Linked DNA regions of Mus musculus: regions 2, 3, 4 and 5 are each linked to region 1. A link is a contact called in ENCODE POLR2A ChIA-PET data. All regions are on one chromosome and are shown on one strand. Each heading gives the region's core, a stretch centred on a gene start or an enhancer-like site at or near the end of the contact. The rest is flanking DNA. Distances are from core to core; before and after follow the strand shown. Region 1 holds the start of Gsk3b (glycogen synthase kinase 3 beta). Region 2 holds the start of Tmem39a (transmembrane protein 39a). Region 3 holds the start of Timmdc1 (translocase of inner mitochondrial membrane domain containing 1). Region 4 holds the start of Adprh (ADP-ribosylarginine hydrolase). Region 5 overlaps Fstl1 (follistatin-like 1).

Region 1 (5,200 bases), core at 1,997-4,496:
AGCAGGTTTTTTTTTTTAACTAGCCAAAGCATACAACACACAAATACTTAAGTACCATGAAAGGTTCTTCAGTAGTTACCATGAAGTCTACTTCATCATAACTGATAATTACCCTAGCATTTTTTTAGATTCCATTCAAATGACTCCGTAAAGTGCTTAGAAAGCATGACCCTTCCCTAAAAGATGCGAAATCAGCTTCCCTCTTAACATGCCCTGCGTTCTAAATTTGCTAGTCACTGAAGGAAAAGAAAAAAGTGAACTTGCAAAAATCTCTCCCACTCAGCCATCGCTTTGGATATAACTTTGGGCTTCTCTGTTTCAGACAAGTTCCAAAAGCCTACAGGACTGCAGCTAAAAGGAAACAGGTCCAATTGCTTAATCAATTGCATATAACAGCACATGCATTTTGACTTTTTAAAAATCTTAGTTCTTCAGTTACATCAGCTCCTCTCAGCAACAAAACAGTTTTATCTGTGTCCTCCCTCTTCTTTCTCATCGAATAAGGAAAACAACATGGATATTTTGGCCAGAATCTGCAACTATGTTCTAATAAGCTGTCATGAAATACCACATAAACATCTCCACAAATAGATACATTTGAACACTGGATACTCAGTATACCAAACACTTCAAGAACACAAGACTCTTTTTTTTCAGCACAGATTCCCCGGGAAAGACTGACAGATACTGACACATTTTAAATTATCCTAAAAGGGTATCCTCTTGTACTCTTAAAAATAATAATAATAATAATAACAAGTAATAAATGCAATGCCACCTCAAAATTAAACTTAAATGAGGAGTCAGTGACAACACTTAACTTAGTTTGTGGCAAAATGACAATACAACCTCAATCAAAAGTTGAATCTCCTTCCAAGTTACCTTTTGATTAAACAAATTATATGGTGGCAGATTGGTAATGTCAAAACAGGAAGGTTAAGAGATAACACATTAAACCACTTGAAAACAATGCACTTAGAGATGCGACTGCTGCGGGATATTTATCAGCTTCCACCACCCCTAGACGAGTGAGGGATGGATGCTAGCTTGCCTCCAACGGCAATGTGGGTTACCAAGCAAGTTCATCCCCAGATTCAAAAATACTTTGTGTAGTCACACGGGCAAATAGGAAATATTAGGAGGCTGGGGCATTTAATATCTCTATTTTGAATACAGAACCCTGATAACCTGAGCTAACTAAGATAAACTCCCTCATTCCAGAAGACAAGGACTCGGCAAATGTACATCATGGTTTATTAATCAAGCCTTGTCCTCCTCTTCTTTATTCAAAGGGATGGGCAAGCGAACGCTTCTTCCATCGCTTAACCCGGAGGCACTGGAGCACTTGAAAAGACTACCAGCAGCACGGAGAACGTAAGAAAAGAAGTTTCAAATCCAATCAGGCAAATAAAACTAATATTCTCTCAATCCAAGGTTAATGAGGCGGGGGGAGGGGGTACGGGAATGGGAGGAGGAAAAGGAGCCTGCCTCTTCTTGACTCAAGGCTGGTTTTGCCCTTTTCCACGACCACTGACTGTTCTATCAGGTCTGTTAGTGTAAGATCCTGGTATTTCGAGGTTTCTTATCTAAATGGTAAGGTGGAGGAAGGGTGTAAAATAAAATCGATACTCACTGCTAACTTTCATGCTACCAAAAGCTGAAGGCTGCTGCACTGGCTTGCAGCTCTCCGCAAAGGAGGTGGTTCTCGGTCGCCCCGACATGATGGCTCTTCTTGAATCACCTTTTCCTTCCTTAATCCTTTTCTTCCTTTTGTTTTATGTTAGGGTGCTAGGTTAATGATAAATGCAGCATTAAGTTCTCCCGCAAGAAAGAGAAAGAAAGACTTCGTTCTCTTGGCTTTTCACTCCTTTTGTATAGCTATTTAAGAAGAAGGAAAAAAAAAAGGAGCTATGTATTTCTTCAAGACAGATCGGTACGGATATTTAACACATAGATGATTTAGAGCTGGGAGAAAAATACAATTCTTTCACCTCCCTTTCCTGGAAGAGGAGAAAAAGGGTGGAGTGGAATCCTTAAAAATATATATATATCACGTGAACGAGGGCAAATACTTGATTGAAAATAAGTACTCTGAGTATTATATTTTTCCTCGGGGATTTTTTTCCGAGTCAATGAAGAAGGGAAGCGGCGGAAGGATCACGAGCCTCACGCTTGAAGAGAAGGGGGATGGGAAGGAGGGAGGAGATGGCTCGGAGATGCGACGGCAAACGCTGCGGCTCCGGCAGCAGCGGGATCCGGCGGTCTGACGGCGGCGGCGGCCGGGTGAACCGGAGGGCAGCGCAGTCGCGAGTCAGCGGCGGGCGGTGGCGGCGGCTCCTCTCCTCATTGCGCCAGGAGCAGCTGCAGGCGGTGGCTGGATCCAGCGGCCATGGCGGCAGCGGCGGCGGAGGCAGCTCCCTTCAGACCCCAGGCAGCGGCTCCCTGACTGCTCCCCATACGCCGGGGACATGGGAACCAGGCAACCGCTTCCGTCCCTCGGGGTCCCCTCCCCCGTCCGTGGCCCCGGCACGGCCGGCCTCCGCCCCTCGCCTTTGCTCAGCGGCTGCTCGGGAAGTGTCCGCGCTGTGCCCGGAGCCCGAAGCCCTGTCAGCGGCTGCAAGGCCGGCTCCTCCTTGCTGCCTTCCTTCCTTTGTCACTCGGCCCAGGCGGCGGCGACGGCGGCGACACAAGCCCGCATTCGGCCGGGTCGGGGGCTGCTCTGTGCGAGGCGCGCCGTCTGCGCAGCCGCCTAGCCCTTCCCCACTCCCCCTCCCCCTTCCTACTCGTCCTCCGCCTCCTTCCTCCCCCACCCAGCCCTTACACCGCCCAGCGCCCCGCCGCCCGCGTTACAGGCGTCTGGGAATCGCTCGCCGAGCCCGCGCCCGCCAGCTTCGGCTGTAGAGCCGAAACCCAAGCCGGAACCAATCAGAGACGTCGCTTGCTTGCAGCTCCTGCCGGAAAAAGCCGAGCGACCTGGATAACCAATGAGGAGACGCCGCTGGGAGACCACGCCCCAGCAACGAGGAATGCCGAAGGTAGCCGAACAGAAGGGAAGAGGGTTCTCCTTGTCCTGTGGCTGGCTAGAGAGAAGAGTCGACAATAGCGACAGTGGCCAATCAGAGCTGTTGGCCCTCAGGGAAAAGCCTCAAGAGTTAAGGACGGCGAAACTCCCGAGTCGCGGGAGGAACTGCACGGCTGGGCGCCGCGCCCGTTTCCTCATTGGCTGGACAACTCCGCTGGGCGTGTACCTTTCTCGGTGATTGGTGAAGGGAAGGGGGCTTCCGAGGACATCGGGCCAGTCAGAGCCTCCCCTCCCTCTTTGAGGCGGGGAGAAGAAGAAAGCGGAGGGAGGGCACCTATAAAGTGCCATCTCATTGGTCTGCAGCGTCGAGCTGGAGCGCGGGGGGAGGGGAGCTTCGAAAGGGAGAAGGAGGGTGCAGGAGCCCGTGGCGGCGGCCAATAGGCGCTCACTGCTGTGCAATCGCAAGACCTAGCTGCAGTGGGATTGGCCTCGGGTGGTCCCTAAGCGGGCGGACGGGATGAGTGGTCGGCCTGCATCTGCTTTCCGAGCCGACGCTCGTGCTGGCTGTGCAGCCCGGTCCGACAATGCTGCGGTCGGAGGGTCGGGCCCCGAGCGCTCTAGTGGGGCGTGAGGCCGTCCCCATTCCCGGGAGCTCCGCGGGGCGCGGCTTACCAAGTGCGCCCGAGGCTCCCCACCGCGCGTGCTGAGCCTATGAGAACGTCTATTCTCTGAAAGACGTAGGGCGCCGTGGCCGGGGCCGAACCCTCTAGCGCTTAAATGGGAACAAAGCTTCCAGAGAAGGAGAGCCTCTGGGCAGCCGCGCCCGCCCATCGCGGGGGGCCGCTGATCTCGTGGGGGGGGGGGGGGGAGCCCTTTGCAGCAGGCGCACAAGGCCAGACCAGGCCTTCTGGAAACGCCCCCGAGAGATGAGCTCATGCTAGATGAGCGCGGTCCATGGGCGCGACTGTCCAGCGCAAAAGCAGCCCCGAAAACAGGTGAGGGGAAATGTGGTCAGGACAGTACCTCGAATCCTAGGAGGAAGCTCAAGTCAGAATTGCTCGCAGCAGTTTTTAGTGTTATTGGATGATCAGCACACTGCTGCCTAAGTAGGTTTCACATGTAGTCCAGCGTCCATTGTTCTACAAAGGAGACCATTGCCTTGGTCCATCCGAGAGCTGTGTGGCGTGGCTACTACGACTAGAGTAAGTTAGAGTGGACACTGGCAATCCTGACTGTAATCCCGTGATACTTGTAATACCCACCCGCATAGTCATCTCTTTCTGTTGAGATGCTATCTCCAGAAAGCACATGTAAAAGTACACGTACTTGATCAGATTGCTTAGCTATTGCTTTAAAATCTGATGAGGGACTTGGGACAGAACAAAGTAAGCTTTGAAGGGAGCCAGTAAAGGTCTGGATAGTGTTTGCAGACTCAGATGTCTGTAGAGGCCTGGCAAATAAAGCGAATGACACCGGCCTGGTGGAAGACAATAGGAATGTTAGATGATGTGGAAACGGGAGTTCCATCCATGCCCTTAAGGGGGTCCACCATTAAAATAATCGTATTCTCCTTTTTTTTTTTTTTTAATTACCAAAACCATAACGTTGAAGTTTTATGTGTGATCTCTAAATCTGACGTGTTGGCAACCGATATGCCGAAACCACGTAGACCAACAAAGTAAAAAATCCCAGGAAAATGTGCCCGACAGGCAGCCAATTTGTAATCTCATTCCTTATCGGAGACTTTATGCCTCAAGTGCAGAAGAGACTCTTGTTCTTCACAATTAAAATCGTCTATAAGGTAGCCCGATGCCATGGGGGAGGGTAAAGAATCTTAAAAGCAGCCGCCTTGCTTGGCAACTTTGTCATTTGAATGGTGCCTCTCCATGCTATTATGAAAGACCTTTGCCACTGTTCCTAAACTGCTGTGGTGCAGAACTTTAAATCCTCCCTACCTAATTATACCAGCAGGAAGGTAAATAACAAGGGTTTAGTTTGCAGAAACTGGCAACGTGGCTATTCTTGTATATAAAACTAGTTCAAAAATAGCCTACCTTAGGGTTTTGATTAGTAACTTTTTTGTTGCCTTCAGATATTTTTAACTCAATTGAAAAAAATCTTTTCATAGGAAAAAAATACATATTTCAGTCCACAAATAGGACTTGGAGAAGGAAAAGT
Region 2 (5,200 bases), core at 1,341-3,840, 470 kb before region 1:
TGTTTTTGTTTTTGTTTTTCGAGACAGGGTTTCTCTGTGTAGCCCTGGAAGTCCTGGAACTCACTTTGTAGACCAGGCTGGCCTCGAACTCAGAAATCCACCTGCCTCTGCCTCCCAAGTGCTGGGATTAAAGGTGCACCACCACACCCGACATAATTCTTAACATTTTTAGGTTACAGTTTACAGTTATTATTAAATCAAACAACCTTTTGCCAGAATAACTTTTAATAATAAATGTGGGGGGGGGGGGCTAAGCTAGGCAGTGGTGGTGCACACCTTTAATCCCAGCACATGGGAGGCAGAGGCAGGTGGATTTCTGAGTTCGAGGCTAGCCAGGTCTATAGAGTGAGTTCCAGGACAACCAGGGCTACACAGAGAACCCCTGTCTCGAAAAACAAAACAATGTTGGGGGCTAAAGAAGAGGAAAAGGCTTATGAGCCCCCACCTCTAACTGAGGAGCTATGAACAGTTCATGGCCCCCTGGGGTGGATAGGTCCGTTTTCTTTAAGGGTGTGGCTCCTGGTAGGTCAACCCCATTTTAGTAGATGGCCCCACAACCAGAAGCAAAAGAACGGGACAAAGTGAACCCAATGGGTCATTTTTTAAGGGAGTTGGAGGATAGAGATGGTCCCATGGTTGAGAGCATTATCTGCTCTTGCAGGGGACCAAGGTTTGGTTCCCAAAATGTACATGGTGGCTCAGAACCATCTAAACCCCCAATAACCTCTTTTGGCATCTAGAGGCATCAGGCATGCAAGTGGTACACAGACATACATGCAGGCAAAACATCGGTACACATAAAAAAATAAATAAAACTAAAAAAAAAAAATTTATGTTAAAAAAAAGAAAAGGAAAGGAAAAGGAAGGAAAAGAAAAGAGAAATGGACACTTCTACTTTGTGGTCCCTGCGTAACATCATTCTACCTGCAAAGAACTCTGAAAAGTGAAACACTAAGTTTTCAGTCTTCAAAGGCAGAATTCCTACTTCAGTGATAAGTTTGATAAGCAAACATTTGAATAGAATTATTTTGTATTAGTCTCACTGATAACAGGCTATTACAAATCATGCCAAGTGTTAAGCATAGAATTATATGTTCTTTACCTGTTCCTCAAGCCCGTCCCATTGCCACAGCCGCCGCCGACCAACGTCTGTATGGAAGGTAAAGCTGACCGGCTTAGCTGCTGCCGACTGGGACCCCGCCTTCTACTGGGCATGTCCAGGAACCAGGTAATTTCCAGTGCCACCTGAAGTTGCCACCCAGGCTGATGACTGTCAACTTATTTCAAATCTGAATAATATTAAAAAAGAAAGAAAGATTGTAACTTTTTCTAGAAGTCAGTATAACAAGCAAATGTTAAAACTCAGTGAGCAGATCTTATAAAATCCAGATTGAATTTTCAAATAAATGTTCCTGTCCCTATATACTGCTTGGATCTGGGGTAAGGTCAGAGGTTTAAATTCTGAGCTCAGCTGTATTCAGCATTAAGGCAACTCCCGGCTGGTGTCTTGTCTTGCTGACTTTTTCTTAAATAAAACAAGACTACAATCTACAAGGTGGCATTCTACAAGAAACACCACAACTTACTCGATTCTAATTTGCAATTTCACATTAAAATCACTTGAAATACAGGAAATATCTCTGTCCAAAATATGAGGTTGTTATCAAGGAATCTGACTAAGATTTGCCGCAGGTTTCTGACCTTGACCAAGTCATTTAACCAGAGTTTGTTTCTTCATTTCACTCAAATGGTTGCCCGTTTCAGAAAAGCTTCTGTAAAACCGCTAAGAAATTAAATGAACGTGCAAAATTAAAGGGCTAAAGAGATCTTCAGGGGGGAGGTGGGCGGACGACGACATTATGTTTTCCTCAATTTCGGCAAACATGGTTCTGCCAACATATACCACGTATTTCCTAAATACGACTAAAAATACTCTGAAAAAAAAAATTTTTTTTTTTGCTTAACATTACTACTGTAGAGGGATCCGAGGTTCCCTAGTCCACTGTAGGCTAACAAACGCCAGGTGGGACAAAGACTCCAAACTGTTAAAGGCAAAGAAAGCTGATCCCTGCTCAATTAAAGAGAAAGTACGGTGAGGGCAAAAGGCTGGGGCGCATCAGCGTAAGATTGTTCGAGGTGGAAGGCGAGAAACCACAAACTTGACTGGACTAAACCTCCAAGACGGAATCACCTAGTGGTCTCAGGCCGGCGGCCGAAAGAGCCGAAGCACGCCAGGGCCGGCGAGATGACAAAGCAGGTTAAGTAAAACTCACGCATGGGACAGGCTGGCCACGGAGAGGGATCCCTGGGAGGAGGCGGCGGCTTCACAGCCGCGACCCCGGGCACCCAAACTCACTCCCTCCTCTAAAGCGCTCCAAAAACAGCTGCCGGGACGCAGGCAGGATCCCACTGGACAGTCGAAGAAAGCTCTCGGGTCGCTAGGTTACCAGACCCAGACCGGGAGTCCGTGCCAGAGCCAGAGCTAAAGTCAGAAGCACAGTCCGACCCCATCACCAAGACTCATCATCCTCAGCCTCCATCGCCCGGGAGCTGAGGAGACGTGGCAGCGCACAGCGATGACGTCAGCTCTGCGTCGCGCTGGCCCCCGGAAACAGGCTTGCGGCCAGCAGAGCTGGCTCGCCCTCCTCCCGGCGCACCTGCGCAGTGGGACTCTCCGGCGCCCGGGCTTTCCGGCCCATACGTGCCCGGCGGAGTTTTTCTGTTTGTTGGTTAGTTTGGTTTTTGGTTGTTTTTTTCCCCAAATTTTCCCTGGCTCCAGTCAGCTAGTGTCTAGAGAAATGCTTGGAGAAGAGAAGGGAAATTCGGAGATGCCACCTAAGATCACGTCTTTCATATGCAAACGACTGTGACAAGCACGTCGGACGCCTGCCCCTTGCAGGGACTGAATATTAAATAATGAACTAGGTAGATAATAGAAATAAAGAATGAGTTCTAGAAAAGTTAAGTCTAATAAATAAGAGAACGCAGCAACAAGCTTCAGTAATGCTGTTAAGAACAATAAATTCACAGTTAGAAGTATATCTGAGCAGAGCAGTGGTGGCGCACGCCTTTAATCCCAGCACTTGGGAGGCAGAGGCAGGTGGATTTCTGAGTTCGAGGCCAGCATGGTCTACAGAGTGAGTTCCAGGACAGCCAGGGCTACACAGAGAAACCTTGTGTCAAAAAAAAAAAAAAAAACGAAACAAAACTACATCTGAGGTCCAGGGATGGCACTAGTGCCAATACTGTAAAGGGTCTGAAGCTCCAAAGATGAGTAAGCTGTTTTCCGAGGACAGTACGTGGTAAATAAAAAGATATGGAGTCTCAATTGTACAGCTTACTTTACCATGCTGAGTTCAATCCCTAGCCTTCACCCTACCCCCCCCCCCAAAAAAAAGATAGGCAGCCCAATGTTGCCCAGAACTGTCAGTAGTTTGATATCAAAATGAAGCAAGCCTGATAGGGCTGGAGAGTTGGCTCAGCAGTTAAAGAGCACTGAATGGTCCTGAGTTCAATTCCCAGAAATCACATGGTGGCTCACAACCATCTGTAATGGGACTTGATGCCCTCATCTGGTGTGTCTGAAGACAGCTACAGTGCACTCACATATATAAAATAAATAAATCTTTAAAGTAGAAAAAGGTAAAATAAAGAAGAATAAGCCTGGTGTGCCGGTGGAGGCCAGGGGGATGCAAATTATAACTACATTGAGATGCCATCTCACCTCAGTCAGATTTGCTATCATCAAGAAAAAAGATAAATAGATATAAATAAATCAAAATGTTGGCTAGGATGGAGAGGAGAAGGATCCTTACTCACAGTTGGTGTCAGTATAGAAAGGTGTAACCACTGTGGCCTTCATGATGGAGGTGTTTGAAAATGAAAACAAACAAAAATCACAATGACAGGACCTGGCTGTACCAGTCCTGACCATATGCACCCAAAGATAGTTGCACATCCATGTTTACTACCGTTTCATTCACAACAGCAAGGAAATTGAGTCAGTCTACATGTGCATCTTCAGATGGGTGGATCATTAAAAAACCCACGATGGTTTTTACTAAGCTTTAAAGAAAAATGATGATAGAACTGGAAAATATTATATCAAGTAAGGCAACAAGTTTGAAAAGAGAAATGCCACGTGTTCCCTCACATATGCATATTGTTTATGTGTGGGGGGTGGGGTGGGGGGGCATGTGAATGCCAGGCCAAGAGTGTGGAGGTCATAGGACAACCTTGGGTACTTTCCACCTAGTCTGAGACAGTTCTCCTTGTTATTGGTTGTTTCGTATGACAGGCTATGTGGCCTTTGAGCTTCTGGGGAGTCTCCTGCCTCTGCCTCCCATCCTCCCACAGGCCTGCTAGAATCAGATGTCTACTACCACATCCAACTTGGCATAGCTCCTGGAGGACTCCTGGCCTCACGTTTGCATCACAAGCACTTTACACACAGCCTCTCCCCAATTGTGCATCTTGAATTGTATACCTGTGTGTTTGTGTAGAAAAGAGTATGGATACCAATCAGGGAACTAGAACTCGACCCAGAGAATGAGAAATGAGGCTTTAAGGAAGCAGCAGGTGAGGGCGGGTGAGATGGCTCAGTGGTCAAAAGCACTGACTGCTCTTCCAGAGTTCCTGAGTTCAAATTCCAGCAACCACATGGTGGCTCACAACCATTTGTAATGGGATCTGAAGACAGCTACAGTTTTTTTAAAAAGGAGGAAAGTGAAGGAGGAAAGGTACTGTACTAGCTGGATGTTAGCAGGACAAGGGGACAACCAAAACTAAGTAGGTGTGAAAATGTGACAAGGACACCCTTTATGGTAATTAAGAAGTAAATTTTTGTTTTTTTGGTTTTTTTTGTTTTTTTTTTTCCGAGACAGGGTTTCTCTGTATAGCCCTGGCTGTCCTGGAACTCACTTTGTAGACCAGGCTGGCCTCGAACTCAGAAATCTGCCTGCCTCTGCCTTCCAAGTGCTGGGATTAAAGGCGTATGCCACCATGCCCGGCAAGAAGTAAATTTTTAGAAAAAAAAATCTGCCAAAGGAGAAAAATCAAAATGAGAATTCCCATGAGATCATCCCCAGGCGTCTATCTTTGTATCAGCTGTAGGATTAGTCAACGTCTATTAGAAACTGTAGCCGCCACCCCCACCCCTGGACTATATATCTCATCTAAATGTCACAACCAGGTTGGAGAT
Region 3 (5,200 bases), core at 1,744-4,243, 430 kb before region 1:
ACCTCTGAACCTCCTTGGCAGTTGGCGGCTCACATCTGTGTTCTGTGCCACCGTGCTGCTTTGTCGTTACGCGCCTCTTTCCCCCACGCTCTGTACGCTTACTGATGGACGAGAATGACGTTTCTCTGCTCTTGATGTCTCCATTATCAGCACAGTGCCTCACGCAGAGCAGTTACTGAACAGCTATTGGAATGAGTGAGTGGGAATGGATGGATACACTCGCCTGGCCTAACTAAAGTCTATTTTTTAAACTGCTCGGTTGCTTGCTCCAGTGGGGATGAGATACACTGTGAGAAATGGGTCAGTTCAGATCCTTACTTGCCCTGGAGTAGTAAGGAGTATCTGTTTTTAAAAACAACAAAAGTTACTCGGCTCTGACTCTTGCCTGTGTACCTCACTGTAGATGGTATGCGAATGGTGGGTAACAGTATGTCAAGTGTGTGATTTCGAAAATGGTTTGTATGGTCACACTTCTGAAGATTTCTGTTATCATTAATACTGGTTCGGTCCTAAACGTAACCATTGGCTCCTCATTTACTTACTATAGAAAAGACTACTATTGTTTTCAATATAACCGAATATAATATGTTTTGTAAGAGTTGTACTTGGTGAGCCTGGAAAAGAGAACCCATTGACCCAAGAGAAAAGTGACTGTGGGTGGAAAAAGTGGTTGGGTTTGATGAGCAGAACTCAGCTGGGCTGAGGGATAAGCGTTGGTTCTAGACAGAGATGATTGAAACCCTTCACTAATGGTTCCTGTTAGCAAGTCCATGTCCTGAGGATGAGAGAGCTGTGTATGTTAGAGGGTATTTTGACTACATTTTGACTGACAGTATTGCTTTGAGACCCTTCAAGATCAGAGAACAGAGCTGGGCGGTGGTGGCATATGCCTTTATTCCCAGTACTTGGGAGGCAGAGTCAGGTGGATTTCTGAGTTCAAGGCCAGCCTAGTCTACAGAGTAAGTTCCAGGACAGCCAAGACTACACAGAGAAACCCTGTCTCGAAAAACAAAAAACAAAACAAAACAAAAATCAGAGAACAGAAGAGGCGGAGTGTTTCTCTGCTGGTAAAGGAAGGTAAGGTCTGGTAGCTTCGAGAATGTGGGAGGCTGAGTAAGAGAGAGAGTTAAGGTAGAGCGGTGAGATGGACCATCACCAAGGGCCTAGGGAAATTCTCGGTACTAGGTACCAAAGGCAGCTTTTGAGTCTTTGGGGCTAGGATGTAGGTGAGTGGTAGGACACTCGCCTGGCATAGGAGCATTTTCCAGGACCACCTAAATGGAAAAGGGAGCTGAAGAGTTTGTGAAATCTATCTGGTACTAAGGAAGACCTTGTTTGTCTCTACAGGATGTTGGATCCTGGGGACATCTGAGCTATATGTAATGGTTTTTAACATTTTATTTTATGTATTTGAGCACCCTGTCTTCATGCACATCAGAAGGGAAGATCAGATTCCATTACAGATGGTTGTGAGCCACCATATAGTTGCTGGGAATTGAACTCAAGATCTCTCAGAAGAGCAGCCAGTGCTCTTAACCACTGAGCCATCTCTCCAATCCCCATAGGTAAATGATTTTGTTAGTGTTTGCCCAATCTTTGCCCTGTCCTCATTCATGTCGACCCTGATTCTAGAAAGTTCAAGTGCAAAGGATCATTTCCGGGACCTCAAATGTGTCAAAGAAATGCACTCAGCTCTTCTCACAGCTAAGCTAGACAGTCAACACATTCATTTTGTTGGGCTTTCAGGCCCTGGGACCCTAATCCCAGTGACCACCTCTGAAAAATAGACCAAGCAGGCATCAAGCTAGAGCTAGGAATTGGGGTCTGAATAATTCACTCAACATTTAATTACTTCAGGCAAGTGGATCACTGAGATGGAGGCCTGCCTGGTCTTCAGAGCTAATTATGTGACAGCCAGGGCTACACAAGAGAAACCCTATCTTGGACCCTCCTTCCCTCCAAAGAAGATAATTACTTAACATCTACTTCATGGTATAGACTGATTGGTGATTCCTAAGTCCAAATCCAGAGATGAAAGCACAGCTTCAGTCCTCTTGATAGAGATCAGCAAATAGGCAATTATACCACTGCAGTAAATGCTAATGGGGGCTTCATTCACGGCACTTTCCTGAACCTCATCTGTAGAGATGTCCCACAGTCAACTCCCAAATCCTATTACTATATCCTCATGAAAGTTTGTAATCAATCACTTATTTAGGTACTCCGTGGAAGTGACTGTAGAGCACCACCAAGCTGTATATTCATTGTGGTACTTTAACTAGAAAAGAAAAATAGTAGGTGAAAGGGTTTGCAAAGACTATGAGATTTGTGGTAACGACCAATAACTAAATTACACAAAATGATTGGGAATATTTTTACCTTGGTAAACAAGTTTTTTGGTTTTGTCTTGTGTTGAAAGAAACAGGAAATAATAGTTTCAGTTATTAAATGATAATTCTAGATCTTTTGCCTTCTCGGAGCAGTAAGCATACGGATACTTGTAGTGGAGCCCACGTTATGGGGAAAAAAATGCCCACAGCTGATATTTCAAAAATAGTTTTTAAATCTTGGACCTTTTCGGGTGCGCCCTAAGGTTAGACTCTGCTCCGCCCAGGAAGCTCCTCCGGCCCGCCAGGGCGTGGCCTAGAAGCGCATCGCCTACCTCTTTCCCCACTGCGCTTGCAGTGATTAAAGTACTGTCCCCTTCTGCGTGGCCTTCTGCATCTTACATGAGCCATCTCACTTAAGCCCCTGAGCACTTCAAGCTGAGCAGGTCCAGAAGACCAGAGTTACGGGGCGCAAACGCCAAAGGACATCACTGAGATGAAACGAAACGGCCGCCAACTCACTTCCGGGGCTCGACTGATCCCTAACCCTGCGCTACCGAAAGAGCTCTCAGTTCCAGTTTCTACGTCCCGAGCCCCGCCCTCACCCCGCCTTTGCGCGACTAGGGGCGGGGCTTCCGGTCTCCTTTCCGAGAGCTTCCGGAAGTGAGCCGGCTGGGGACCGGATGTGAGGTTCAGTGTCCCCCAACGTGCCGCTAGTGGGCTGTACAGGTCACCCTCTCCCACGGTGCCCGCCGACCCTGGGGTGTCTGTCTCTCTGCGGGTAGGAGGGCGCCATGGGCGCGCCGCCGCCCGCTCCCCGCAGCCGCCTTTGCGGAGCCTGGGGTCCTTTCCCCCGAGTCTTTGCTGCCGGTGCGGTGGCTGCGGATTCCCCAGGCTTTGTGGAGGATCGGGAGCAGCGTTCAGGTGTCTCAGACCCCGGTTCCCTGGAATCCGGATGGGACCGCCTCCGGCAGCTGTTTGCCAAAGAGTAAAAATGTCTCGGGTGTGTGGGGAGGGATGCTCGGGGGACGGCCGCAGCCCGGGCGAGCTCCAGCGCGCGGTCCCTGCGACGCTGAAAGTTCTCTCTGCCCGGATAGTGTCCGACCTGGTTGACATGCAGCCTTCTGAGTCGGATTCACTCAGAGTCACACTCTTAAGACAGTATCGTTCTCGTGAAACCAGTACCCTAACTTTACATATTAGAAAAATTGGATTCATTCGATTATTGTCATGTAGTATCACTGGGAACTATATTGTGAAGTCTACACTAATATTGTTTTTTCGTATTTCGTTTGATTTTTCTTTGTCAGTAATGGCTTTATATACTCCAGAAGCTGGAAGGACAGAGAGAATTGTTAATTTATCATTATTATTTTGCACAAGAAAAAAAAAAAAAACAGTGACAACTGTTCTCCTCCTCCTCCTCTCCGCACCTTCCAGCAGCTCTGCCCCCTTGTTCCCACCTCCATTGTTAAGAACTACTTGTATGTGGGGGTCGGTATTTGGGTATGGGCAGTAGAGTGCACATGCCCTCAGCCAGAGGTGTCAGATTCTCCTGGATCTGGAGTTACCTGGAGTCACAGTTACAGGGGTTCTAAGAACTGAACCCGGATCCTTTGTAAAACTAGTACACGATCTTAGCTGCCAAGCCATCCCTCTAGTCCCCCAACTCTCCTTTTTGAGACAAGAGTTTTGCTGTGCTTGTAGACCAAGCTGGCCTGAAACTCAAAGCTACAATCCATTCTCAACCTCCCAGATTTTGGGATTACAGCCGGGTCTTCTGGGATTCTGGGCCGAGCCTCTCTTTTTTTTTTTTTTTTTTTTCCCTGATGGGGGTTGGTCATCTGCCACAGATGTTACACGCCCAGCTCCATCTCCCTTTGCAGAAGATACTAAAATAAACTATGTGAGGAGTAAATGATTAATCCTGCATTACTTTCACCTGATATTTATTTAACGTTATTCATTTATTAATCAATGGTGAAAGTATCTCTTTTCATGAAGTAGTTTACCATACTACACTGTTATCAAGTGATTATAAATAAATTTGGACAAGGGAGCTGGCAGACTTGTATTTAATAATTCTATTAGTTTCAGCATCTCTTTTTAAAAATTATTTTTATTTTATGTGTATGAGTGTCTTGCCTGTGTGTATGTCTGTGTGCATGTCTGTGTGCCTTCCTGATAACCATGAGAGCTACCTCGTGGGAATGGAATCCAAGCCCTAATGCTGGTAACTGCTGAGCCATTGCTCTGCCCCCATCATCTTTGTTTTAAGAAATAATGTGTTAGTTTTTCTCAGAGGTCCTCCCAAAAGTTTGTATATTTTTGAAAGCTTTTTATTTTGGTTTTTCAAGACAGGGTTTCTCTATGAGTTTCATGGCTATCCTGGAACTCACTCTGTAGACCAAGCTGGCCTCGAACTCAGAAATCTACCTGCCTCTGCCTCGCAAGTGCTGGGATTAAAGGCATGTGCCACCACTGCCAGGCTTTTGAAAGATTTTTGTGTAGTGTGTAAGAGAAAAAATATATATGTGCATAACCGTACTACCATGACTCACAGAAGATGGTCATTTTTATCAGTATTTTAAGCCGTAGAGTACTGGAACGAAAAGAAACAGGGAAAATAATCTAACGCAATTTTTATGCTTTTGTCTATGAAAGGGACAACCAAGGTTCTGAGAGGTTGATCTGGTTGCATACTATTTAGCAGATTGCAGGTTACAGTCCCACTGTTTCTGAGTTGAGACAATCCTGTTACTGGGCCCCATTATCTTTGGCTGCTTTTGTGACAGTTTTTATATTTCGTTTTCTTTCTTAGAGGAGCTTCCTTGTGGGGTCTCAGACAGCCCATGTCAGTCTCAGATGCCTGT
Region 4 (5,200 bases), core at 1,448-3,947, 360 kb before region 1:
CCAAAGGTTGGGAAGCCCTGGCCTGTGGAGACAAACAAGAAGGACTTCCCCTGCTGTCTTTCTGTTCTGCTTCGAAGGGTTAAGCTTTTCCTAACATTCAGTTGCCAGTTCATCAAGTGTCTCTGTCACCAAGCCTCCCCCCACCCGTTTATTCACTGTAATTACTGCCTGCTTCGTTTTGTTTTGTTTTTCGAGACAGGGTTTCTCTGTATATCCTTGGCTGTCCTGGACCTCACTTTGTAGACCAGGCTGGCCTCAAACTCAGAAATCCGCCTGCCTTTGCCTCCCGAGTGCTGAGATTAAAGGTGTGTGCCACCACCATGCCGATATTTTTCTTTACAAGTTTTATATTTACAAGATGCTTAAGACTACTGGGGAAGGGGAGGAACATAGAATATAAAAATCAGGCTATGTGCCTTTAACATAACCAGTGTTTAGCTGCAAGTCATTTTGTGATTTTTTTTTTCTAAGCGGCAGTATGGGAATGGGAAGGCTAATTATGGGCCCCAGGCCTGATTCTTTTTGCATAACCAGATCACACAAACTCCAAGGAACTCTCTTAACTGGTCTGTGTTTCCTCACTAGAATGGGATGAGTTGAACAAATACTCCCATGGAGGTGCCGTCTGATGACGTAAACTATTTTTAAGGACATGTGCATTCTACTTTTGCCATTGTGTCGAGGTAGAGTCTCCTTCTGTACCTCTAAGGCTGTCAGTTAGCAGAATTCTCTTTTTCCAGGGGGAGGGGAGTCCTCTCTCTTAAGATCTTTAAGTGATTCAATGAGGCCTGCCCACATTATGGAGGATAATCCACTGTACCTCATGTTTATTGATATAAAAGCTAATCTCGGCTGTAAAATACCTTCCCATCTGGAGGAAGATTTGAACAATCTGGGTGCTGTGGTCCAGCCAAGAGGACATACAGTTAGCTGCTCAGATATCATCTTAGTCTTCCTGAATGGACCACATAGCAGCTGCTTTTGGCTTTCCACGTCTCCGTCCCTGGCTTTCCAGTTTCCGCACTCTCTGCGTTTATTATTCTGAGGAGTTTTCTGGTCTATCCTGTGCTCTGTTCTCCTTTGGCCCTTGCTGCTGTTCCACTGTTAGTCTCTGTTAGAGAGTCCAACCCACCCTGCATATGAACTACTTCCTGTCAGTGTGCAGGGGTGCTAGTGCACGGTCCCTAAGCTTTATCAGTCAGAACACTCATAGTGTTACAGTGTCATCCGCACTCAACACATTTGGGTCTATGCAGTGTCAAAGCTGTCTTGGACTGTTCTGTTTTCTGATCCTCAGTGAATCTTTTCTCTTTTAAAACAGTTTTAACCGCGATCTGGTGAGAGAGCAGCTGGACCCCAGGGCCTCACCCTTTTTATTGTATCAAACTAGAAGTTGGCTTATTGTGGAAGTGTTAATGTTTGTGGACATTTGGAGTCACATTAGTAGTTGATAAAGCCAGTTTTTAAGAAAGGATATAAAATTCTATTTAAAAAATGACCCCATTGTTTTAAAATCATATGCATACCATAAAGACTGATATATGTATCAGGGGTAACATCTAGTTTCTATTTTTCTCTAAAATATCTTTAGATATAATATAGAAAAAATATTCTAAAAGATATAAACTAGGTGTGGTGTTGTAAGACTGAAATTCTAGCATTCTAAAGGTAGAGGCAGGAGGATCACGAGTTTGAGACCAGCCTAGTCTCAAAAAATAAATCAAAATTTAATTTTCCTTCATTCCTCTCTTTACTCGGAAAGCTTCTTGTTCCTCTTCTAATTATTTGCAATTTGATGCTTACCCTTCCAAGCAACACACACACATTTATTAAATATATTAACTTTCCTATGACTTATCAATTTATTTTTGCTTAATAAAAGTCCCTAAACTCCACGTGAACACCTCCTTTATTATTGTGATTAATAGATTTATTTACACAAGAATAGAGTCACCAACGCCAAAATTAATAGATGTTAAATGTTCAGTTCAAGTTTCCTTCCCAGATAAGTCTTTCCTTTTTTTCTGTTTTGAAGACATAGAAGAGGGGATGTGAGTTCTTGGGAGTAGGTCTGAAATTTTTGAGCAGACATGTTCTGATCTTAAGTCTAAGGAGTCAAAGCAGGATCTTTGATGTGCGTCAGGGTCACTGTATAGAAGCAGATACTCCATTTAAGCACAAGGCCCGATTTGTGCCTTTCCGGAGACGAGGCTGTACCGAGCTGGGTCGAGGGTACGGGGGAGTGTTCACTGGCACACGTTTATTCTCGGAACCTGACATCTGGGCTCAACGCCGCCATTGCCACCTTAGGGTTTTAACAAATCCAGAGTCATAATTTAGGGGAAAGAACCTTAAGAGTTCCCCTCTAAGCTCCCGTTTGAAACCCTTCTGTGGAGAGCACGCAGAACCACGGCTGAACGGACTAGGGTTAGAATCGGTGAGCCCAAGCCGCTCTGGGCGGTGGGTACCAGGCTCTGGGAGTCCAACGGTCCGCGGGGCAGAACCCTGGCAGGGCAGAACCCTGGCAGGGCGAGCACGAGGCTGGCCGGACACCACTCCACTCGGCCCACACGCAGCGCGGAGCGGTTCCCGAGCTGATGCGCAAGGCTTGGGCGCCCCCAGCACCGCCCCTTCCTCCTTCCGTCCAGTGCGGAGGACGCGGGAGGACGCAGCTCCGCCGGAAGCCGCTGTGCGCCAGCGACCCGCCCGGCCCGCGGCTCCGCCCCTGTTCGGCTTTTGGCTTGGGTGCCCACAGCAGGACTCCTGCGCCCGGTACCCCGCCTCCAGCTCGGGCAATCCTGCCCTCGGCTCTGGACCACCCCGATCCCGCCCCACGCTCTCAGCTCCGCCTCAGCAGGTACAGCCAGGAGTCCCCGAGCCACTCTCCTCTTACTGACCTTAGTACCCGCTCGGTCCCGCTCTCACCTCCAGACTGGTGCTAGGCCAGTGTCCTCAAAGTGGCCACCAAGACTTTCCTGAGTGCATCGCGGCCTCCCCTCCCCTCATCCCCTCTCCCTATTCCTCTTTCTACCCAGGCCAGGAAACCAATGGGAAATCCCGAAGTGTACTTCGGCTTTGATTGTATAGTTTGATGGCTTTGTCACCTGTGCCCGTTTAGAGTGGGTTAAGGAATAATGACTTCTGAAGGGTGGGTCTGGGCCAGGATGGATGCATGTGCCAAGGTGAAAAGGAATTTCAAAGAGAAAAGATACTGGCTACTTCCTCCGTAGGTTCCCACACTCTTCCATGGAGAGCTCAAAAAGGGAACCTGGAGCATTGGGAGGAGAAGGTGGGGGCGTTAGTCCTTAGTTCTCAGAGGTTAACAAAGCTAGGGCTTCGAAAACCTGGGCCAAAACAGGACCTCGGAGAACGAGGCCTTCCTCCCCCACAGATGGGAAACAGATGGGAAACTCCAGCGTGAGAGGATTGTTAGTGGTCACAGAGCTAACACAAGAGACTACAGAACTCTAGTTCCTAGCCGTTATTTATACATAAAACACACACACACAACACCACACACACACAACACACACACACACACACACACACACACACACACACATGTAATCAGGATCAAGCATGGAAAAGCCAGATCTTTACCCTTAACTGCTTCTCCAGGTCTCTGCTGGCCTGTGCCCTAGACCTGAGCAGTGTGACTAGATGGATGGTGGAGGTACCTGGGCTTGAACTAAACCTAAAATGGCGGTTAGAGGAAGAAAGACAGGTGGATGGGAAGAGCTTGGGCTGAGGGCAGGGGTGAGCTAGGTCTTTTTGCCCCTAAGAGTGTTTGCCCCTGTTCATGGGGAGGCTGGGTGCGTGGAGGGGGCAGACAGTGGAACACTGAATCACCACACGGAATGGGTGTCATGGAGCCCTGGCCTGAGTAGAGTAGAAAATGTGTACACCGGGAAGCCAGGGCTTTAGCAAGGATTTCATTTGTGGTGGGAATAGCATTTGCAGCCCGGCACTATAGAACTTTTACCATATAGAAGACAGACAAGGGGCTGGAGACATGGCTCAGCAGTTTGAGAGCACTGGCTGTTCTTCCAGAGGGGCTCAGGTTCAATTCCCAGCACCCACATGGCAGCTCACAGAGCCAGTTCCAGGGGGCCCAACACCCTCACACAGATACCAGTGAAGCCAAAAAACTAGAGTATGTAAATAAAACTGAATATAAACTAGAATATGTAAATAAAACTAAATCATTTAAAAATTTTTAAATATTGCTGGTAAAGGGAAAATTGCTTATAGAATTGGTTGTAGATGGATAATAAAAATAATCACAAAGTTGTGCTCACTATGTACTTTATGGAAATTCATTCATTCATTCATTCATCCCTCATTACACATCTGGGTTTTTCCATTATCACTTTACCTGAGCCCAAAGTTAAGGCCAGGGCCCAGACCATGTAATATGAAGCATTCTGGCGGCAGGGAACTAGGTCGGATTCCATGGTCTGTACCTATTGATTATGTAAACTTAGCTTCCATTTCCTCATCTGTAAACAGTTAGCTGTAGTGTCACTCTCCGCACAAAAGAGAGAGAGATCTTCCAAAGCGAATATCAGGTGATGGAGAAGATGGCAGGCCTGGCTTGACCTGTGGGTTTTAATGGGCTGGCCACTCCTCGAGAGACCACGACACAGCTGGAGACAAGCTTTGGAGTCGAGCTTTGGGCTGTGATAGAGTCCCAGCCCTCCCCGCTAGCTCTGTGGCCTGATTCAGTTCTCTTAATATTTACAGAGCTGCATTCTCTCCACGATGACTGACTTACTCTTGCTTAAGACCCTCGAGCAGCAAATCCCTCATAGAAGACGATCGAATGGGTTAGGCTTAAGGCAGGGCCTGTGGGGAGAGTGTAGATGTTTGTTTTCCGATTCATCTTCCTCTGCTCTTCTCCAGGAGTCTCCGTTGCCCCATAAGCCCGCCTGTGCCAAGCTCAGCATGGGTGGGGGGCTGATTGAGAGGTATGTGGCTGCCATGGTGCTGAGCGCGGCTGGAGATACCTTGGGCTACTTCAACGGGAAGTGGGAGTTCATTCGGGATGGGGAGACGATACACCAGCAGTTGGCCCAGATGGGTGACTTGGAAGCCATAGATGTGGCACGATGGAGAGTCAGTGATGATACCGTCATGCACCTGGCCACAGCGGAGGCCCTCATGGAAGCCGGCCAGTCCCCGGATTTGCCTCGGCTGTATT
Region 5 (5,200 bases), core at 1,867-4,366, 300 kb after region 1:
AAAAAAAAAAAAAAAAAGAAGAAAGAAAGAAAGAAAGAAAGAAAGAAAGAAAGAAAGAAAGAAGAGTGCACACAGATTTTTCAGAAGACAAGAGTTCATTCCTGGCACCCACATCAGACAACTCGCAACCAACTGTAATGCCATCTCAGGGAATCGATGCCTCTGACCCCCCGCCCCACACTTCATTAATTGATTAATTACTTAATTATGAAAGCTGTGAAAAAAGTAAGCCCTGGCAACCTTGAAAACAATCCAGGCTGGGTCTCCCATCCTTAATAAACCAATCAAAAACAAGTAATAGGAAAAATAGAAAGGAGGAGATTTACTCACTGCGGCCACCTTAGGGAAAGTGCCACCCAAAGTTCACCCTCGGGGTTCTAATGGTTTAAACAGGAGGTATCATAAAGCGTACTAAGTAGTGCAGACAAAGGTGTGGCCCTCATCACTGGCTCTGGACACTCTCGAAAGGTGATCAGACAGGTTGGAAGAACTGTGTTGAGCCTTCTTCTAAACACAAAGCCCCCTCTGGCTGGCACTAGGCTTTCCGCCTTTGCCCCCTTTCCAGCTTGAGCTTCCTGGAGCACTTTGATTCTCTTGGGGTCAGTTGTTTCAATAGTCTGATAGCCCAAGGGTGGGGCACACATGTGGAATGTCCGTCGTCATTCCTGCCATGACAGTCACACAGTGAAGAGTGAACTTACTACACCCGATCTTTAGTAAGCCCCTGGATGCCAGCCCTCACTTTCCTCCCTCCACCATCCAGAAGGGAAATTGAGGAAGCCAAAGTCAACGGGAGTTCCTCGGCTGGGTTTTTCTTGGTCCTTAGCCAGCCCTTGGTGCACTGCAGGAATCTTGGATGAACAAGATGCAGACACCGGCTGATGCAGAAAGAGAAAGTCCGGCCTTTAAAATAAATGTCTACCTAGGAATTCTGATTCTCTGCATGCCTGTCAGTAGGCCAAGGCGACACAGGTTAAGGCAGGAAAGAAAGTGGCAAATGAAGGGGACGAGGGGAAGTGACAGAAAAATGATCAAAGATGACTGGGCACATTCACATTCCAAAAATTTTTGGGACTAGTGGAGCCTGCAGTTTCTGGGGTAGCCTGGCCCCGCCCTAATGGATGGTGGAATCCTAGCTACAGCATTTAGAGAAGCCTGAAGCAGCCATTTGTGAATGAATGGCTGCAGAACATTTGCCTCTTTCCAACCAAAGCTTCTGTGAACCGGGCTAAACCAGCAAGAAGCCATGAGGTCTTCCTGGGCCCTCAAGATGGAGGCTGTCAGTCAGTAAAGGGGACTTGGGTGTCCGTGCTCACTGTGAGCACATGCATATCTGCTTCACTAGATAGAGCTGCTCCAGCAGACATTCCTCCCGTAGCACCTCACCGTTTAAACCACCCACTGATCCCTGGGGCAGTAACCAGGAATCCCCCTGGGCTGGCGTTTAGTCCCTTATCCATTTTCTTGCTTTCTTAAAAATGCTATGCCCCAGACATCACTCCCTCTCCGAAACTTAGCTGGCTTAACTAATTGCAGATGTTTTGACCATTTTTGGTTAAAGCAGAATGACTGACCGACTGGCTGAATGACAAGAGTTCACTAGCAGCTAAGTTTCATAACCACAAAAGATAAGCGCTGCGCCTAGGCTTAGACATCATGACAGTCTACAGAAGCCACAAGGTACAACAAGGCAGTTCATCAGAGAAAATCCCAACACACATGTGTCCCTCTCATTCGTTTCCGTAGGAATCTGTGGTTGAGAAAAGTCTTACTACAAGATACTGGCAGACGGCTTTGTTCCTGAGGGGTGAAATTTAAGCCAGTGTGCATGCGTGTAGATGTGCAGATGTGTGTACATACATGTGTCCAGTTCTAACCTGTACAAGAACTTCTATTAGGAAGGACACAGACATTGCATGGCTAGCTCCTATTCATGACCAGAAGTCAGGGCAATTTACCTGGCTATCTACTAGGGCTTGGAGTCAGGACATGGCACCAAGCACACCAGTGGGCTGAAGCCTCCAGGCTAGCCTTGGCTTGCTTACAAAGGTCACTGGATCTCAGTGTTGATGACAAAGACAAAGACCAGTGCCTGATGCAGCCGACTGCCAGATCAGGGACAGGGGATGGAGGCAGGACGTTCATCAACACCTGTTCAGGAGCTCCTAGATCCTGGTCATGGGCCAGGCAACACGGTGAGAGATGAGAATGATTCCAAACACCATTTCCACACAGCTATTTTTGTAAGCCCTTTGCAATGCTACAGCTGAAGGAAAAGTCGGAAGAAAGTCGGTTTTCTCATGAAAATCATAGAGTTTGGATTGATCTTCATTTTGTCATTGCTGTTGTTGTTTGTAGATCCCTCCCTAAATCCCAGGGGGATCTGGGATATTCCAGCCCCCCCCCATCCCCACCCCAGTGCTGATGCACAGTTGCCAAATGACTCATATCTGTGGGGTAATCAGGACTTGGGATTGCAGAGCACAAAGGCACTTGAGGCACCGCACTTCGGAGTTCGATGATGCACTCAGTACCTAAGAGGGGGACCCAGGGGCCTCTTGCCTTTCTCCACACTGTTTTCTTGGTCCTTGGCCAGCCTCTCTTTCCCATGGCTCCCCACGGGTAGGAAACTGACGTAAGAGCTTAATCAAATATCCTACTTCTAAGTAAGAATATTTTGATGATCCAAATTGCGTGGACTTACAGGGATAGAGTTTACATTGCGGGTCTCTCCCACTCTTTTGAGGGGGATGAGGGGTTAGATGTTTGTCTCAGTCCACACTTGGGGTACCACTGGGCTATTCATCCCAACCTTGTCTGGCCCAAGATGAAGGGAGCTTGCTTGATGCTAGGACAGTAATCTCAGCCACGTGGCCAGCTGTAACTTCTCAGTTCAGAACCTCACAAAGCAGCCGAATCCTGGGCAGGCTCATAATTCACTCACTTGCTTCTTACGTGTGTGGGTACATGCTAGCCCCCCAAGACAACTCAGGGCTGACTTTGAGAAAAGCAGGAAATGAGTAAGGAAGGAACCAGAGTGAGCAGTGCTGAGGGAGTCAGGGCTGCAGAGCCCTGCAGGCTGCTGTGAAGGCGCGGTGCCAAGCAGCCTCTGCTGTCTAGACTTTAGCTGGCCTCTCCCAGTGCAGGAGAGAAGGAGGGAGGAGGGGAGCCAGGCGAGAAAGCCTGTAGCTCTTTGTTCAGCTAATGCAAACACAGGACACAACTTCCGACAGGCTCCAGGCTGGGGGCTGGCTCTATCTAAGACATTTCGTCCCAGGAGCTGGACTCCTGCTATAGGCCGAGGGAAGTTCCGTTAATCCATCCATCATGGGGAGCTGAGGATGATCGTATTAGTCCCTGAGAACTCACAGTTCCCCACCCAAATTGAAGTGAGTAATATCCAAGAGATGCACACTGTAGGGGTGAAGGACTATGTTTAAAAAAAAAAAAAAGATTTTCCAGTTGTGTTATTTTAGCTTGTTCATTAAAAAGAACTAGCTCTTGAAGGGGGCCTCAGGATTCTGATGAAACCAGTTGATTAAAATGTACAGACACAGAAACGGCAGCCACAGTCCAATAGGCTTATGACTCGGGGGTAATGTTAGCTTTGGGAAGCTTTGCTAATCTAAGCTGGTGGGGAAAAGGGCCTTTTCTTCTGAGTGGCAGGGGGGCCCTGTGGCAGGGCACACGCCTTTATGAGTGCAGTGCAGGGTGGGATTGGCCCAACTGACCCCCTCAGGCAGGCATCTGTGCACTACACGGCCATATTTAGCAATCAGATTGGAGTTTAGAGCCATTTTGCAGTTCGGTCTTACATAGTATGGAACAGTTGTGAATACGTTTCAAGGACACAGAAACTGCCTTAAAACATCTCCCGAGTCTCTGGCCATTAGCTGGCAATATTCCCAAATAATAACTGCAGTTCCGCACATGTCAGAGAGGCAGCTGGGGCTGGATTCAAGTGGAGATCATGTGGCTGGAGCAGGCGAGGCTGCAGGATCAGGTCAGGTACTAGAGCCATTTAGCACTGATGTGCCTTGAATAGTTAGTGACTAGGACTGTACAGTGCTGGAGCCATACTACAGGCAACATTCATTGTTGGTGTGTTTTCAGAGTCTGGCTTCTGGAAATCAGACCCAAGGGCACAAACCACTGAGCTTTGACTTGGGGATATCAAACCCTGGGTTTTACATCCTGGCTCTACCATTGGTTAGGTAGCTGATACAGGGTAACTGAATGGTTTCTTCATGGGTAAAATGAGCCTTATAATAGTTACTTGTCACTTTTTGAGGATTAAATAGAAGCTCTCTTTTCTGCCTATGCTACACTGTAGGTCCCTTTCCAAGTTCAGCCGCAGGCTACTTCCTCTGACAGACTTTCCTGGACCTCTGCACAGGGTAGATTCTCAGCCATGATCCACTGTTTCTCACACTGGACAGTTCTGAGGCCATGACCTTCCCTGCCTACTTCTCCTATTAGACCAGAGGTTCTCAATGTTTCTAACGCTGGGACCCCTTAATATAATAGTTCCTCATATTGTAGTGACCCCCCCCATCATAAAATTATTTCACTGTTTCTTTGTAACTGTAATTTTGCTACTGTTGTGAATCATAATGTAAATATCTGTGTTTTCTGATGGCCGTAGGCATCCCTGGGAAAGGGTCATTTGGGACCCACAGGTTGAGAAACACTGCACGAGACCAAACACTCCAGAGAGTATGTTTTTCACCGGCTTTAACTTAGTGCCCTACAGGGAGCACAAGTGTGGGAGACCTTTGGCTTTCCTCTTGCTAGTTGATTATGAAAAAAGGAATTATTTCAGGGGAGTGATACGGAGGAGCACACCAGGGTCTGTGAGTTTAAACTGTGTGGAGACGAGCAGAAGGTTTGTAGATATCCGTCAGCTCCTAACAGCTCATGCACTTCGGGGTGATGTCTATAAGGAGAGCGGGAAAAGCAAGAGAGGAAAGGCTAGGCAATAGGATGAGGAGAGAAAGGGAGAGGGTGGCAGGGAGGAGCCCTGGCCTGGGAATGGGGTCTGTGAGCACGTGAAGCTGGAGTCAGGCTGGGCTCCGGGTGGAGCAGTGCTCTCTTAGCAGAACCCAATGTTTTCCTTCAGAGCACCAGGTTCCACCAACACGTCCCAGGACCTACCTCAACATCATGGACTACCTCATTGTTCCCCACAATCACTGTCACT

The links. ChIA-PET counts read pairs that join two places held with the same protein, here RNA polymerase II (POLR2A).
Region 2: POLR2A ChIA-PET joins it to region 1 with 10 read pairs in embryonic stem cell. The contact joins the promoter of Tmem39a here to the promoter of Gsk3b in region 1. POLR2A ChIA-PET finds 5 or more read pairs at or near these places in 3 of 5 experiments (Patski and embryonic stem cell).
Region 3: POLR2A ChIA-PET joins it to region 1 with 14 read pairs in embryonic stem cell. The contact joins the promoter of Timmdc1 here to the promoter of Gsk3b in region 1. POLR2A ChIA-PET finds 5 or more read pairs at or near these places in 3 of 5 experiments (Patski and embryonic stem cell).
Region 4: POLR2A ChIA-PET joins it to region 1 with 18 read pairs in Patski. The contact joins the promoter of Adprh here to the promoter of Gsk3b in region 1. POLR2A ChIA-PET finds 5 or more read pairs at or near these places in 4 of 5 experiments (Patski and embryonic stem cell).
Region 5: POLR2A ChIA-PET joins it to region 1 with 13 read pairs in Patski. The contact joins the enhancer-like site here to the promoter of Gsk3b in region 1. POLR2A ChIA-PET finds 5 or more read pairs at or near these places in 2 of 5 experiments (Patski and embryonic stem cell).

What each region holds. Positions count from the first base shown.
Region 1 is chr16:38,087,047-38,092,246 of GRCm38, reverse strand. It overlaps Gsk3b (glycogen synthase kinase 3 beta), which reads right to left and starts at 3,246. Exons shown (of 11, transcript NM_019827.7): 1 at 1,634-3,246. The coding sequence starts at 1,721. BC031361 (cDNA sequence BC031361) reads left to right here and starts at 2,987. Exons shown (of 1, transcript NR_033221.1): 1 at 2,987-5,200.
Region 2 is chr16:38,560,204-38,565,403 of GRCm38, reverse strand. Tmem39a (transmembrane protein 39a) reads right to left here and starts at 2,590. Exons shown (of 9, transcript NM_026407.3): 1 at 2,274-2,590; 2 at 1,103-1,289. The coding sequence starts at 1,215.
Region 3 is chr16:38,520,456-38,525,655 of GRCm38, reverse strand. It overlaps Timmdc1 (translocase of inner mitochondrial membrane domain containing 1), which reads left to right and starts at 2,993. Exons shown (of 7, transcript NM_024273.2): 1 at 2,993-3,315. The coding sequence starts at 3,122. Poglut1 (protein O-glucosyltransferase 1) reads left to right here. Exons shown (of 11, transcript NM_172380.4): 11 at 1-598.
Region 4 is chr16:38,450,186-38,455,385 of GRCm38, reverse strand. Adprh (ADP-ribosylarginine hydrolase) reads left to right here and starts at 2,697. Exons shown (of 4, transcript NM_007414.3): 1 at 2,697-2,857; 2 at 4,903-5,200. The coding sequence starts at 4,945.
Region 5 is chr16:37,786,515-37,791,714 of GRCm38, reverse strand. The region is part of intron 2 of Fstl1 (follistatin-like 1); the gene reads right to left. Among named protein-coding and RNA genes, the nearest start is that of Fstl1, 12 kb to the right of the region's middle. Within about 2 kb of position 3,116, at least 2 of the 3 ENCODE cell types and tissues checked have a DNase peak (open chromatin) inside an H3K27ac peak, as active enhancers do.